Linked DNA regions of Homo sapiens: region 1 is linked to region 2. Evidence: read pairs that join two places in POLR2A ChIA-PET (ENCODE). Cell type or tissue: A673. All regions are shown on one strand. Links, peaks and the distances in the headings refer to the core of each region. The heading gives the core; the rest is flanking DNA.

Region 1 (7,909 bases), core at 3,037-5,536, 450 kb before region 2:
TGAGACAGGGTCTTGCTCTGTTGCCCAGCCCAGCTCATTGCAACCTCGGCTTCCCAGGCTCAGGTGATCCTCCCAGCTCAGCCTCCCAGCTGGGACTACAGGCTGGTGCCACCACACTCAGCTGATTTTTTATATTTTTAGTAGAGATGGGGTTTCACCATATTGCCCAGGCTGGTCTTGAACTCCTAGGCTTAAGCAATCTGCTTGCCTCAGCCTCCTAAAGTGCTGGGATTATAGGCATGAGTCACTGCGTCCAGCCTCAGTATTTCTTTTTCACTTATATAACCCAGCAGGCTGAAAATGATGTGTCTCCCACTACTTTTTTGTTTATATCAACCTCTCCTTCTATTGCTATTTCATCTATTTTGATCCTCTGTTATTCAATATATAAAAGTACATCCTCACTATGGCTTACATATTTTTATAGATAAAAGTGTCCCCTTTTTGTCCCATCTAATGCTTTTAGCCATATTTTAAAATATTTCTTACATCACTACTACCATCCCCTGCTTTATTTCATTTGCATTTAGCCAGCATAGCTTTGTCTGTGCTTCCAAATGTAAACTTGTTGTGTCATTTAACTTTTCTATTTAAAATTTGGAATGAGTAATATATGGTTCAAAAATGTTATAGTATAGGAAAAAAAGATATTCAGAGAAATGTCTCCCTCCATCCCCCATCATTCAGTTGCCTGATTTCCACTGCTCCCTTCACTCTTAACCTGGAAAGTGTTTTTGTTAGTTTATTGCGTATCCTTGAGTTCCTTTGTGTGAATACAAACATTTCCACTTATTTTCCTTTTTAATTTTTATTTATTTTTAATTTTTTTTAACATGGAGTCTCGCTCTCTCACCCAGGCTGGAGTGCAGTGGCGTGATCTTGGCTCCCTGCAGCCTCCACCCTCCAGGTTCAAGCGATTCTTGTGCCTCAGCCTCTCAAGTAGCTGGGACTACAGGCTTGCACCACCATGCCTGGCTAATTTTTTGTATATATTTTTTTCAGTAGAGACAGGGTTTCACCATGTTGGCCAGGCTGGTTTCAAACTCCTGACCTCAAGTGATCCATCTGCCTCAGCTTCCCTCATTTTCCTTTTTGAAAAAACACAAAAGAGTATCATAAAGATACACACTGACCCTTGCATGTTATCACTTAACAGTGTATCTTGGAGATCTTTCCAAGTCAGTACATTGGAAGCTTCTTCATTCTTTATAAGGGCCGCATAGTATCCCATTGTATAGTCATACCATAATGTATTTAACCAGTCCTCTGTTGGTGGACATTTGGGTTGTTGCCAATTTTTTGCTAGTACAAACAATGCTGCAATGAATAGCCTTGTACATATTTTTTTGCTTGGGTGTAAATATATGTAGGAAAATTTCACAGAAACTTATTACTCGATCAAAAGGATTGTGCATTTGAAGATGTGATAACTGTTGTCAAATTGTCAGCCACCGAGATTGTATTCATTTACCCTTCCACCAGCAGTGTATGGGAGTGCCTGTATCTCCATAGCCTCATCAACACTGTGATATCAAACTTTTGGATTTTTGCCAGTCTGATAGGTGAAAAGTCATGTCTCAGTGTAGTTTTAATTTGTCAGGTTTTTTTTTTTGTTTTGAGTGCATATCTTCATAACAAAAGTATAATTTATGATCCATTTCCATTTCCTTTTCCATTACAGTCATGAGTTGCTTAAAGACTGGGATGCTTTCTAAGAAACGTGTCACTTTGCGATTTCATCATTGTGTGAACGTGAACACAAACCCAGATGGTATAGCCTACTACACACCTAGGCTATATGGTATAGCCTATTGCTCCTAGGCCACAAACTTGTACCTGTACTGAATACTAGAGGCAATTGTAATACAATGGTAAGTATTCGTATATCTAGACATATCTACACATAGAAAAGGTACAGTAAAAACACAGTATTATAATCCTATGGGACCACTGTTGTATATGCAGTTCATCATTGATCAAAACATCACTATGCGGTGCATGACTGTATATCCTTTAGCCATTTTTCTATTAAGTTGTTGGTCTTACTGATTTGCATTAGCTTATTGTATTTTAGGAAGATTATTCATCCCTCTGTCTGTGACCTGAATTGAAAATATTTTTTCCTAGTTTGTCATTTGTCTTTAGGTTTTACTTAGTGTCTTAGTCCATTTTCTGTTGCTATGACTGAATACCATAGACAGGGTAATTAATAAAGAATAGAGATTTATTTAGCTCATGATTCTGGAGGCTGGGAAGTTCAAGAGCATGGTTCAGGCATCTAGTGAGGGCCTTCCTGCTGTAGCATGACATGGTGAGAGGTATCGCATGGCAATACGGAGCAAGCATGCTAGCTTAGGTTTCTCTTCCTCTCCTTATAAAGCTACCAGTCCCATCATGTGGGCCCCACCTTGATGACTTTGTCTAATCCTAAGTGCCTCCTGAAGGCCCCACTTCCAATCAACAATGAATTTAGGGATTAAGTCACTAACACATGAAATTTGGAGGACATGTTCAAATCATAGCACTTAGGTTTGTAACTTTTTTTTAACATAGAAGTTTTAATTTTTCTGTGATTTAATTTATCAATCTTTTATTTTTATTTTTATTTTTTTTTTATTCAGGGTCTCATTTTGTCCCCCAGGCTGGAGTGCAGTGGCATTTTCTCAGCTCACTGCAGCCTTGACCTCCCAGGCTCAAGCAATCCTCTCTCCTCAGCCTCATAAGTACCTGGGACTACAGGCGTGCACCACCACACCTAGCTAATTTTGTTTTGTTTTTTGTAGAGACAAGGTCTCACTATGTTGCCCAAGCTGGTCTCAAACTCCTGTACTCAAGTGATCCTCCTACCTCAGCCTCCCAAAGTGCTGGGATTACAGATGTGAGCCATGGCACCTGGCCAATCTCTTCTTTTATGGCTTCTGGAGTTTGAGTCATAATTAGAAAGGTTTTTCTACTCCAACATTTCTTCCCCATATATTCTTTTAATACTTGTTTTTCTCTTTTTTCACGTTTATCTTTAATACATGTATTTGGATATTCTGTATTATTTTAAGTATTTCTTGTAAGCAGCATATTATGTAGTTGACTTTTGTTTTTAAACATGAGAATATAAAAATATTTGCCTTCAATAACTTAGCTTAATTTGTTTATATATATTTCATAATAATGTGGCCTCATTTTGCTTCATTTTTGTGCTTCCTTATTGCTTTATTTTTTGTTCTTTGCTATACTTTTTAGGCTTTTCTTGCTTTTAGCTTCTATAATGATTTTGAAGGTGAAGATCAAGTTTGTAATTCTTTAAACCTTTTTTTCTTTTGAGACAGGATCTCGCTCTGTCACCCAGGCTGGAGTGCAATGGTGGGATCTCAGCTCACTACAGCCTCCACCTCCCAGGTTCAAGTAATTCTCATGCCTCAGCCACCCGAGTAGCTGGGATTACCAGCACACGCTGCCACACACAGCTGATTTTTGTATTTTTAGTAGAGATGGGATTTCACCATGTTAGCCAGGCTGGTCTCGAACTCCTGGCCTCAAGTTATCCACCTGCCTCAGCCTCCTAAGGTCCTGGGACTACAGACGTGAGCCACTGCACCTGGCCTTTTTAAATCTTTAGATTAGTCAACCACATATACTTAAATGTATATTTATCAAATTACCAAAGTCAGTAGAAGGTGCTGTTTTTTACACTGTACTGGCTGTGTTTAATGGATCTCTACTTTTGTCTGCATTGTACAGATGAGGAAACTAAAGCTCAGCATGTTTAAGTAGTTTGCCCAAGGTCGCCCAATAATTTTTTTTTTTTTGAGACGGAGTCTTGCTCTGTTGCCCAGGCTGGAGTGCAGTGGCGCAATCTCGGGTCACTGCAACCTCCACCTCCTGGGTTCAAGTGATTGTCCTGCCTCAGCCCACCGAGCAGCTGGGATTACAGGCACACACCACCACGCCCGGCTAGTTTTTGTATTTTTAGTAGAGACGGCGTTTCTCCATATTGGCCAGGCTAGTCTCGAACTTCTGACCTCAGGTGATCTGCCCACCTCAGCTTCCCAAAGTGCTGGGATTACAGGCATGAGCCACCGTGCCCAGCCTAATAATTTTTAATGATCTCTGGATGATGAGAAATTAGCAAGCTTAAGCCAGGCAGGGCAACCCCAGAGCTGGAGTGGAGGAAATCTCGGCTAAACAACAGGGCTGAAAATGAAGGAGGGGCGAATTCCTCAAAGTAAAATCCCTATGGCCTCATAACCTTTCATATGGAACTCTTGGATTTTTGCCAGTCTGATAGGTGAGAAATCATAGCTCACTGTAGTTGTGGTTTGCATTTCTCTTATGAGTGAGACCAACCATCTTTTCATATATTTGAAAGCCATTTGCATCTTCATTTAGATGAACTGCCTATTCATATCTTTTGCCCACTTGGGAGGTACTCAGCAAATAACCACTAAATCAAAGCTTCCTGGATTGTTTGTTTGTTTTGAGAATACCAAACAGATGACTTTTAGAGTTTTATTCTTTCTTACAGAAAATCATTTCTGAGATAATAAACTCTTCATCTGAACCTTCGGGACAATTTTCTTCCTGCCGGTGCTGTGAGATCTTCTCACAGATTCCATATTGATTGTTTTTGTTCACTCTCTCTTGATCAGGCGGAAATAAAGCCAGGCTAAGGACTGCCCCCTGATCCTTTCAACCTTATGCAGTAAAGCTCAATAATTGTGGAAGTCTCAGTTCCACCATTGGACAGCCAGTGTAGACACAGAAAAAGAAGCTGACCGGGGTCGATTAGGGGAATTTTCATCATCATATCATGGCACTTGAACAGCACTCTGTGTATGTAAATTCATGTATTATGTGTGTGCATTTGTGTATATATATATACACTAAATACATATGTGCTAAATTTATGCACACACATTAATTTAGTTCTCACAACATTTCTGTAAACAGTACTGTAAACAGTACAACATTCCTGTAAATAGTACTTTTACTGTTTCCATTTTACAGATGACCAAGGTGAGGCACAGAGAGGTTATATAACTTGTCCAAGCTCACACAGCTAAAATCTGGTGGAACCATAACTACCTACATGATCTGATCCCAGAATCCATTCCCTCAATCATTCTGACCGGCTTGGAAGATAATTTCTGTGTTGTTAAGCCATGACCAAACATCCATCTGGTCACTGCTGCCCCTGAGTCTCTGAGACTGGTGTAGGCAGTGGGGATTAGTCTCTCTTATCTACTTTGGAACCTTCGGTTCTTCATTCATTAATTCATTTAATCCTCTGATTCATTCAATAAATATGTATTGAGTGCCTACTATGTGTCAAGTCCTGTGCCGGGTGCCAGAGATACCAAGATAAATTAGATATGGTCTTTGTCCTTAAAGGCCTTGAAAGGTGGGGGATAAGACATGGTCAGTTAACGGCACAGATGACACATGCTGTTCTGTTCCAAAGGGAGTAGCAGGTGGTGTGTTGTCTAAGAATGTGTTTCTCAATCTGGCCCCATCTACCATCTGGTTAGCGCAATTTCTCCCTTGCACTTTACCCTGTGATCTTCTCTTATCTTTAGTTTCTAAAGCATCACTGCAAGCTTTTGGATTTCTGCATATCTTCTTGAGCATTTTCACAGGATATGGAGATTAGTCTCATCAGTCATATCTGCTGTCCTTTTTTTATCATCCCAGGAAAGTGTCCTTGTTCCTGTAAGTAATGGGAAGCCAGGGAAGGATTCAGAGTAGGATAGATGGGCACTTTAGAATGACCACTCCAGCTATAATGTGGAAAATAGACTGAATGGTGGAGGTAAGATAAGCAGCCCAGTCAGAAAACTGCTCCAGTGCCCAGGTGGAATTATCTGAGCAAAGACTGCGGCTGGGGGAGACAGGAGGGTATGGATTCAATGAGTATCAAGCAAATGGAATCAAAGGGACTAAGTAATTCAATCAACAGTGTTTAATTAGCACCTGTTAAGTGCCAGGCACTGTGCCAGGTGCCCAGAATACAGCAGGGAACAAGATAGACACAGCCTCTGCCTTCATTGCATCTAGATGGGGAAATGGACAATTGGAGCCTTTACAATAAAAGATGATAAACAATGCAACAGAGGACATCAGGGCACTGCAGGAAAACAGAAGGGGGCACACGAGGGGGCGTGAGGGAAGAGTCCGGGCTGATGCCTGGATTTCTGCCTTGGCTGCAGGAGTATATGATGGGGCCATCGTCTGAGCCAGAGAATCCAGGAGGGCAGAACCCTATGGACGTCTCTCTGGGTCCCCCCAAGCCCAGGCCAGGGCAGGAGCAGGGGAGGTGGTGAGCAGAGACTGTTGAATGAATGGATAAATGAATGTGGGCATGCGAATACTCCCCAGCCCTCAGCCCGGCCCTGAAAGAGGAAGATGGGGAGTGGTCCTGAAAGAAACTAGAAGTTTCAGGAAGCCCAGTGGTTACTCAACAACCACAAACTGTCAGCCTCTTCCCAGTTACCCAACGGGCCATATGAGGCAGCCGTGACGCTCCTGATGTCCAGCAGGACAAGCCGGGCTGCCCATGACTCTGTATCTGGGGCCTGGATAGCGGGCAGACTCAGCATACCCCTAGCTGTTCTGAGGCCACCAGTGTGGGCCCCAAAGGCTATTGGAGACCTTCCTGGAACTGGCAGGGAAGGAAGAATTAGCCCTCCAAATTCCCTGGGCATGTGTTCCTAGAGTTGGGACCCTTCCTCTGGCTCCTGCATTCTTGAAGTGTCCCCCTGCCTCAGCACCAAGCCTCCTGGGCTGGGCCTGGGTCTGTTTGCCTCTATCCAAAAGCAGAAATTGATAATTATCTTCTGTGTGCCCAGTGCCCAGCTTGGACAACCCCTTCCCCCCAGCACATGATATAAAATTTCTCTTCTTTCTCATTTTACTTTTTTTGTTTGTTTGTTTTGAGACAGGATCTCTCTCTGTCATCCAAGCTGGAGTACAGTGGTGTGATAATGCCTCACTGAAGCCTTAACCTCCTGGCCTCAAGTGATCCTCCCACCCCAGCCTCCCATGTAGCTGGGACTACAGGTGTGCCCCACCATGCCCAGCTAATTTTTCTATTTATTTTTTTGTAGAGATGGGTTTTTGCCATCTTGCCAGGCTAGTCTCAGATTCCTGGGTTCAAGCAATCTGCCCCCCCTCAGCATCCCTAAGTCCTGAAATTACAGGCATGAGCCTCTGTGCCCTGCCAGGAAATGTTTCTTTAGTTCAGAGAGAGGTGTACCCTAAGCCCAGGGGCCAGGCTCCCCCACCCTCAGGAGAAGGAAGGTTCATCGGGAGCCACATAAACACCATGTCGTTGGCATGTGGCCAGGATACCCATGGTTACACCATGAGTGGGTGGGCCTAGGCTCTGACAGCCTCTGACCCAGGGTGGGGAAGGCACCAACCCACTGCCCCGCCTCTACCCCTGTCCGCTGTCCATATCTGAGTGTCCTGAAATGGGAGAATCTTTGAATCTAAAGGATAGAAAGGCCCTCTGTGGTCTTGTTGTCCACCTGCCCTTTTTTTTCTGTCTTTCTGGTCCATTCATTCTCCTTAATAATTATTTACCACCCCTCAAAAAATTGTCTGCATTCCTATCTTCTCCCTCCCCTATGAAAAGGATATATGAGCTTCTGTACCCCATCGGGGGCTTGGAATCGCCACTCGATAGTTCTCCCTCATGCACATTAATGAATGTGTCTGCCTTTTCTCCTATTCATCTGCCTTTGGTCAGTTGATGTTTCAGCAAATATTTAGAGGGCAAAGGGGAAGTTTTCCCTTGGCCCCTAAAGTCGCTGGCCAGGTGTTTGCCATCAGCATGGGATTACATGGAACTGGCAGGGAAAGACTTCTGTGGCTTCTTTGGCTCCTGTCGCTGCTAGTAGGTTGCAAAAGGGCCTAA
Region 2 (7,909 bases), core at 3,415-5,914:
TCCCTGTGGCCGCTTAGGAGGCTGTTTGGATGCTAACGATGATGCCAGATCCGGCCTCTGTCTTCTTCAACCCCCTTTCTCACCATCGCGTTCCTCCCTTCACTTTGTTCCTTCATTCATTCACTCAGTCACTCACATCTCATTAGTCTCCTCAGTCTAATGTAGTTCTCTCTGTGACTGTCATGATCCTGACACTTATAGGCCAATTATTTTATAAAATGAGACAAGCCCTCATTCTGGGTTTGTCTGAGGTTCCCTTGTGATTCTATTTATGTTATGTCTCTGTGGCAGAGGTAGCACAGAAGTGATACCTGTATTCCTCTCACTGTGTCCTACCAGGCAACACCTGACAGCAACTTGTCCTGTGATTAATGAGATTCCCTTTGATCACTTGATTAAGGTGCTATTTGCCAGGCTTCTCTACTATGAAGTGACTAATTTTCCCTTTGTAATTAATAAGTATTTTGATGGGAAGTTACTTTAAAACTATGTAAATCCCCCATTCCTCATCAAACATTCCATTTACTTGTTTATTCATACCTGTATAGACTTTGGTTTCCTATTTTATTCGATGGAATATCTACAGTTATGGTCATTATTGAGTTTAATATGCAGCTTATCTCAGATTGAGCCCATGGTAGAGTGATCAACTGTCCTAGCTTGCCTGGGACTGGGGGATTTCCCAGGATGTGAGACTTGCAGTGGTAAAACTGGGGAAGTCCTCGGTAAACCTTGAAGAGTTGGCCACTGTGCCAGGGGAAGAGCCCTTCAAGCTGGTTCCGGTGTCCAAAATCTCTATCATTCTTTGAGTATTTGCTTACTTCCTGGCACAAGAAGATGTTCCATGCTCATCTTATACTTTCTCTGACCCAGCCCTGGAATCACCCATTTTTCCAAGAAGACCTAGAACCAGGGACCTTTTGAGTAGCAGGCTATACCACACCACGGAGACTGAGCCAGATGGAACTCATTCACTGCCCACAGGCCACACTCTTGCCTGCCTCTGCACCTTGGCTGGCTGTTCTTTCTGCCAGGGGCACTTGGCAAACCCCTACCTCCTGCACTGAGATTCTCCATGAAGCCTGATCCCCCGACCCAGCCCATGGAGCTGATTTCCTTCTTATGCCCCCAATGAGCACTTTAGGACATCTCCCCATTTCCAAGGTGGGCTCCTCCTTTCACTGCAGACCTCTCAAAGACAGGCCTCGAATTCATCTCTGACTCTTCTGGGCTCAGTACAGGGCTGGAGCTGGGGGCTGCTGATTAAATGGTTGGATCTAGTTATGCCCCATTATAGAGCAGAAAGGTAAATGGGGTAGAAAGGGAGGGTGAATTGTTTAGGGTGACACAAACAATATTGCAGTCTCGAGTCTGTCCTTGAACCTTGTTTTTCTTAATCCTATAATGGGGCCAATATCCCAGAGCGCTGCTGTAAGAATAAAATAATGTGTATAAAGCACTTAGTGTAATACCTGGCACATGGTGGGTGCACCTGTCAGTATTGCTGGGGGACCTTTCCAAATTGTTTTCATTATTTCAGAATTAGTACTATACATGTTAGATAATAAGAAATATAGACAAGTGGCCGGGCACAGTGGCTCACACCTGTAATCCAAGCACTTTGGGAGGCCGAGGCGGGAGGATCACCTGAGGTCAGGAGTTTGAGACCAGCCTGGCCAACATGGTGAAACCCCGTCTCTATTAAAAATACAAAAATTAGCCAGGCATGATGGTGGGTGCCTATAATCCCAGCTACTCAGGAGGCTGAGGCAGAAGAATCACTTGAACCCGGGAGGCGTAGGTTGCGGTGAGCCAAGATCGTGTCATTGCACTCCAGCCTAGGCAACAAAAGCGAAACTCCATCTCAAAAAAAAAAAAAAAAAAAAAAAAAGAAAAGAAAAGAAAAAGAAATACAGACAAGCAAAATGAAACCATCACATTCCTATCTATCATTTAGAGATCTCCACTGTTAACACCTTAGCAATTGTGCTTCCTGAGCTTCCTCTATGCGTATATTTTTTTTCCCCCAATTGAGGTTATGCTGCTTTTTTTTTGTTTGTTTTTTAAGATGGAGTCTTGCTCTGTCACCCAGGCTGGAGCACACAGCATGATCTCGGCTCACGGAAACCTCCACCTCCCAGATTCAGGCGATTCTCCTGCCTCAGCTTCCTGAGTAGCTGGGATTACAGTTATGTGCCACTACGCCCAGATAATTTTTGTATTTTTGGTAGAGATGGTTGGCCAGGCTGGTCTCGAACTCCTGACCCCAAGTGATCTGCCCGTCTCAGCCTCCAAAAGTGCTGGGATGACAGGTATGAGCCACCGCGCCCAACCTATTTTGTAACCTTTTTTTAGGCAGCAGTTTCCACCATTTTGTTTCTGTAAATTTTCAGTGCATTTGATACTCTGATCATGTTCACTTTTCTCCAGTTGTCCCAAAAATCCCCTTTATAGATGGTGTGTCCAAATCAGTTTGCAATGCAGAGACACACTTTACATGTGGTTGTTATGTCCTGCCAGTCAGTCCCACCCAGCCCCTTTGTTTACGTTGACCAGTAGAAGAGCCTGGGCCAGGAGTCCCGTGGAATGATTCACTGTCTGGCTCTGTCTGGTTGCATTCTCATGTGGTGTCACTTAGCTCATTCCTCTGTCCTCTGTATTTTCTGTAAACTGAAGTTATATCCAAGGCGTGATGGGTTTCTTGGTGCCTAGAATAGCTAGCAGGTGTCGGTGTGTCCTTCCTGCGGCATCCCACCACCATTAGTGGGGCCAAGGCCTATTCTGGGATGAGGGGGAAGACAGTGTGACCTCTCCCTCATATGGTTGCTTATCTCCTCTTGTGAGTGGAAAAGTATTATGTGAGGGTTCCCTTGGCACTGTCTAAATGCCAGTTCTGGGAGATCTTTTTAAACTACACAAGAAAACTTGTCCATTTGCTGAGAGGAACTTGATCTTGGGGATAGGGCACTTGGGTAAAAAAAAAAAAAAATCACAGAACAAGGATATTGAGTTTCATCTCACTGAGTGCAAACCTAGGGAAACCTCGTTCTGATTTTACTTGCTTTCCAGACATGTGATCTGGGTTAAATCCTGGCTCTGCTACTTACCAGCTGAGTGACATTGGGCGAGTTACTTAACCTCTTTGAGCCTCAAGTTCCTCCTTGGATTTCTTATCTGACAGAGTTGTTGGTGAGGGGGTTAAATAAAACAAGGTGTCCTTGGCCGTCTTCTACCCAGATGGAAAGCTCTTTGAGGGCAAGGCTAATACACAGTAAGAAATCCAGGCTGGGCGCGGCGGCTTATGCCTGTAATCCCAGCACTTTTGGAGGCAGAGGCAGGTGGATCACAAGGTCAGGAGTTAGAGACCAGCCTGGCCAACATGGTGAAACCCCGTCTCTACTAAAAATACAAAAAATTAGCCGGGAGTGGTGGCAGGTGCCTGTAATCCCATCTACTCAGGAGGCTGAGGCAGGAGAATCCTTTGAAACCGGAAGGCAGAGCTTGCAGTGAGCCGAGATCACGCCACTGTACTCCAGCCTGGGCAACAAGAGCAAAACTCCGTCTCAATAAATGAATGAATGAATGAATGAAAAAAAGAAAGAAATCCAGGCCGGGTGTGGTGGCTGACACCTGTAATCCCAGCACTTTGGGAGGCCGAGGTGGGTGGATCACAAGGTCAAGAGATTGAGACCATTCTGGTCAACATGGTGAAACCCCATCTCTACTAAAAATACAAAAATTAGCTGGGCACGTGCCTGTAATCCCAGCTATTCTGGAGGCTGAGGTAGGAGAATCACTTGAACCCGGGAGGCAGAGGTTGCAGTGAGCCAAGATCGCGCCACTGCACTCCAGCCTGGGTGACAAGAGCGAAACTCCATCTCAAAAAAAGAAAAAAAAAATCCAAAGATGTTTGTTGAAGGAAAAACAAACAAACAAACCACAAATAAGAGGACAGGTGGTATGGCCGCGTGATAAGTACCAGGGAGGAAATAAATCATCCACTTTGGCATTCGACTTTCATTTATGCTTTCATTTCATTTAACATGTAGCTATTCCAGGCTCCAGGCTGAAGCAACCATGAGCCTCTGCCCACGAGGAGCTCACAGGGGTCTGGGAGGGCACAGACATAGAGATGCATTGTGTGGGAGCCCAGAAGGTCTGGCTGGGAAGGCTTCCTGGAGGAGGAGACTGGGCTGAGTCGGGGGAGATGGTCTCTGGATACAGAGGCTGTCTGTCTCCTGGCACAGGTGGCTTTTTGGGGAGCTGGACAGGGCTTGTGGCAAGAAGGAAGTCCATGCTGGTTTCAGAGGCCCCTGTTCTTTGCTGTCCTCTTTCTCTTCCTCCCCCTCTGCCTGTCTGCCTTCTGGTCCCCTGGCCAAGGCTCTGAGCCCCATATGATCCTGACAACCCATATATCTTGTCTGCAGTGCCGGATGGAGTGCTGTGATGTGCCAGCCGAGACACTCTACGACGTCCTACACGACATTGAGTACCGCAAGAAATGGGACAGCAACGTCATTGAGACTTTTGACATCGCCCGCTTGACAGTCAACGCTGACGTGGGCTATTACTCCTGTGAGCAGGCGTAGCACGCTGATCCCAGTCCCCTTGGCCTCCATCCAGGCCTCCCACCAAGCCTCCTCTTCCCCCCTCCCTCCTGTGGTTACTCACATGACCAAGCTGCTCGGAGACTTGAGTGCTGAGAGATAGAGCTGCCCTCCCTGTCCACTCCTAGACCCTTAGGCACACACCCATACACTTACAAATACATATGCACTCACATGTTCACGTATATACATACACACATAGGCATACACTCAATCAGGCACACAGCCCCCACCCACATGCCACATAGTCCCAGGCACACATTTTCATGCACACTCATACTGTTTTTCTCTTGTACACTCACGTTCACGTAGACAAACCAGCCAGGCCAACAATGTAAGGGCTATGTGAGGCTGTAAGGAGCAGGGCTGGCTGGAGACAGTAGGGACAGGTCTTGCCCTGTCTCTTTTCTGGCTCCAGCTGTGGGACTGTGGTCTGGGAGGGAGGTGTATCTTTGCACTGGAGAGCTGGCAGTTAATTAGGCATCCCTGCATCTCTGGCCTCTGCCACACCCTCCCTTGTAGGCAGGTGGACCAGTGGTCTGGCTGAACTGTCCCTTGCCCCCCACAGGGAGGTGTCCCAAGCCCCTGAAGAACCGTGATGTCATCACCCTCCGCTCCTGGCTCCCCATGGGCGCTGATTACATCATTATGAACTACTCAGTCAAACATCCCGTGAGTCAACCTGCCTTCCCTGCGGTGGAGCAGGGGAGAGGGTCAGGCAGCGCAAGGCTGAGGCTGCCACCATGACTTCAATATGACTTCGGGCAGGCATGGGCCCACTGGCCCTCAGTTTCCTTCCTGTACAGTGAGGATAATGGCTCCTCTCTCCCTGCTGGGTCTCTTGAGCAGATCAGGAGAGGGCAGTGTGGCCACCTCTGTGGCAAGTGGGTGGGATGGGCTGACTTCGATTGGTTGGGCTCTGGGACAGGGAAATGAGGAACAAGAGGTGAGAGGCAGGGTCCTCTGGTCCTCCCTGAGGCTAAGCCACCTTGATCTCCCTGGGCAAGGACAGGCAGGTATAGCTGGCCTGGGCAAGGGTGAGTGTGTGTGTCTGTGAGTGCCCATATGTGCTCATGAGCCCTGACCCCAGACTGGGGGCTTTTCTGAGGGGAACAGGAAAAGCTTCAAGAGGGGCTAGGATGACCTACTCTGGTTCTTCCCTTTCTCTGCACCCAGAATCAGGACTGATCTGTAACAGATGTCACGGCATGTGAATTAACTGTATGTGTGTGTGCGCGTGCGCGTTTGTGTATACTCACAAAAACATCTTCTTTGCCCCCACCCCGAGTCTCACCTCCCTGTGCCTTCCATCCCCAGAAATACCCACCTCGGAAAGACTTGGTCCGAGCTGTGTCCATCCAGACGGGCTACCTCATCCAGAGCACAGGGCCCAAGAGCTGCGTCATCACCTACCTGGCCCAGGTGGACCCCAAAGGTGAGGGCTTGGCCCTGGCAGCCTATCATGGGATCCTTCCCTATACCACAGGGGTGGGGCCTGATCTACTAGGGATCCAGAAGGGCATCTGTTAGGAGCTGTTTTGCATTTTGGGGCATTTCCATCCAAAGCCTTCCTTGAACCAAGGCTTGGGACTTTACAGTGGTTTGAAAAGAGTGGGCCAGGGAGGTGCCACTGCCCCACTGATGAAGCTGGGAGCACTTTTCCTGGGCTCTGCCGTCCCCATGCTCTGCCTTGTTCCCTGCTCACTGGCTGTTCCCTCTGCCTGTCCTGGATGCCTGGGTTTTCTAGGCCTTAGTCTTCTCTCCCTGGGGATGGCTCAGCCACCCCTGTGGCTTCTGTCACAAGTGGCCATGTCTCTCTCAGCTGAGATTCAGATTCCTGTGGCCATCGGCCACCTGGACATCTCCCTTCGGATGTCTTCCAGGCACCTAAGCCTCGTTGTGTCCAGTGGGGAACTCGCCATCTTTCCTCCTAACTTGCCCCTTGCCCTAAGTCTCCACTTTTCAGTCACCCATGCCCAGAACCTGCCATCATTTGGGGTCACTCCCTCTTCCTCAGCCAAATCCAGCCATTGATTTTTTTTTTTTTTTTTTTTTTGAGACAGAGTTTCACTCTTGTTTCCCAGGCTGGAGTGCAATGGTGCAATCTCGGCTCACTGCAACCTCTGCCTCCCGGGTTCAAATGATTCTCCTGCCCCAGCCTCCCGAGTAACTGGGATTACAGGCATCTGTCACCACCCCCAGCTAACTTTTTGTATTTTTAGTAGAGATGGGGTTTCACCATGTTGGCCAGCCTGGTCTCGAACTCCTGACCTTGTGATCCACCCACCTTGGCCTCCCAAAGTGCTGGGATTACAGGCGTGAGCCACCGCGCTTAGCCCCCGTCACTGATTCTTATTGATTCTGCCTCCTCCTCGGCAGTTCCTGAGTCTGGCATTTCTCTCCATACCAACTACCTTGTCTGTGTATAACAGCGGCCAGAGGAATTTCTCTAAAACACTTATCTCCTCATGACTCTCATCTGCTTGAAGTTACTCTGTGGCTCTCCATTGCCCTCCAAGAAAAGCCTAAGCCCTGTCCCAGGTCTCCTGGTGTCTCTCACACCTCACCCATCCCCACTTCTGTGCCCAGGCAGCCCTTCCCCGAAGCCTCCCCTCCTCGCCCCTCCAGGGGTGCTGTGGGTGTCACCTCCTGATCCCTGACACTCAGGGGAGTCACTGGCTCCCTGTTCTGTAGTCCATTCCCCTCTAGTAGAACAGTCGGCTCCTGTTGGGCCCCCAGTGAGTTCCTCTCTGGGTCCCCAGGGCTGGCCCAGGGTGGGTGTCACAGTGAACATGGAGTGAGTGAGTGAGTGAGTGAGTGAATGACTAGAGGATGGGGAAGCCTTGAGCATCCTTGCCTGGAAATGCTTCAAGCCCCAGAGCGCACAGTGGTCCAGGCCTAGCACTCCCCCGGCACCTCATTGTGTTGGGTGTCAGAGGTGGAGTGGACACTTGGGAATGAGATAGGGTGGAGAGCTGGGCAGTGGATTCCAGGTCAGGCCAGGCTGGGGTGCTCAGCCAGAGGCCTGTGTGGTCAGGGGAGGACTTGGAAGGACAGGCAGGGGAGGGGCTGAGCGTCAGGGGCATTCCTGGGAGGGAGGTTAGGTTGAGAAGGGATGTCAGTGTGATTGAGTGAGGCAGCAGGTGCAGCAGGGTGGGTCAGAGTTTCCACCCATGTATAGCCTGTGCTTACCTAGGACCCTGTGGTTTTCTTCCACGTAATCTTTGAGGCTGGGCAGAGGGAAAGTGGGGGACAGAGCTAAGCCTGAGGACTTCGGTCTGAGGTGGAAGGGAGTGAGGGTA

The links. Peaks named below come from ENCODE experiments on the same cell type or tissue, not always from the same donor. Only the 100,000 strongest peaks of a DNase experiment are listed, where the experiment ranks them.
Region 1: POLR2A ChIA-PET joins it to region 2 with 19 read pairs; 2 of 35 experiments call an interaction of 5 or more read pairs at or near these places.

Annotation. Positions count from the first base shown.
Region 1 is chr11:73,203,433-73,211,341 of GRCh38, reverse strand. No RefSeq gene overlaps it. Among named protein-coding and RNA genes, the nearest start is that of P2RY2, 11 kb to the left of the region's middle. In A673, for the core only: no CTCF peak of the experiment used is centred there; no DNase peak of the experiment used is centred there.
Region 2 is chr11:72,755,900-72,763,808 of GRCh38, reverse strand. It overlaps STARD10 (StAR related lipid transfer domain containing 10), which reads left to right. Exons shown (of 7, transcript NM_006645.3): 3 at 4,428-4,575; 4 at 5,176-5,279; 5 at 5,925-6,042. Among named protein-coding and RNA genes, the nearest start is that of ARAP1, 7.4 kb to the right of the region's middle. RefSeq lists an enhancer at 747-956. In A673, for the core only: no CTCF peak of the experiment used is centred there; a DNase peak (open chromatin) is centred at 4,608.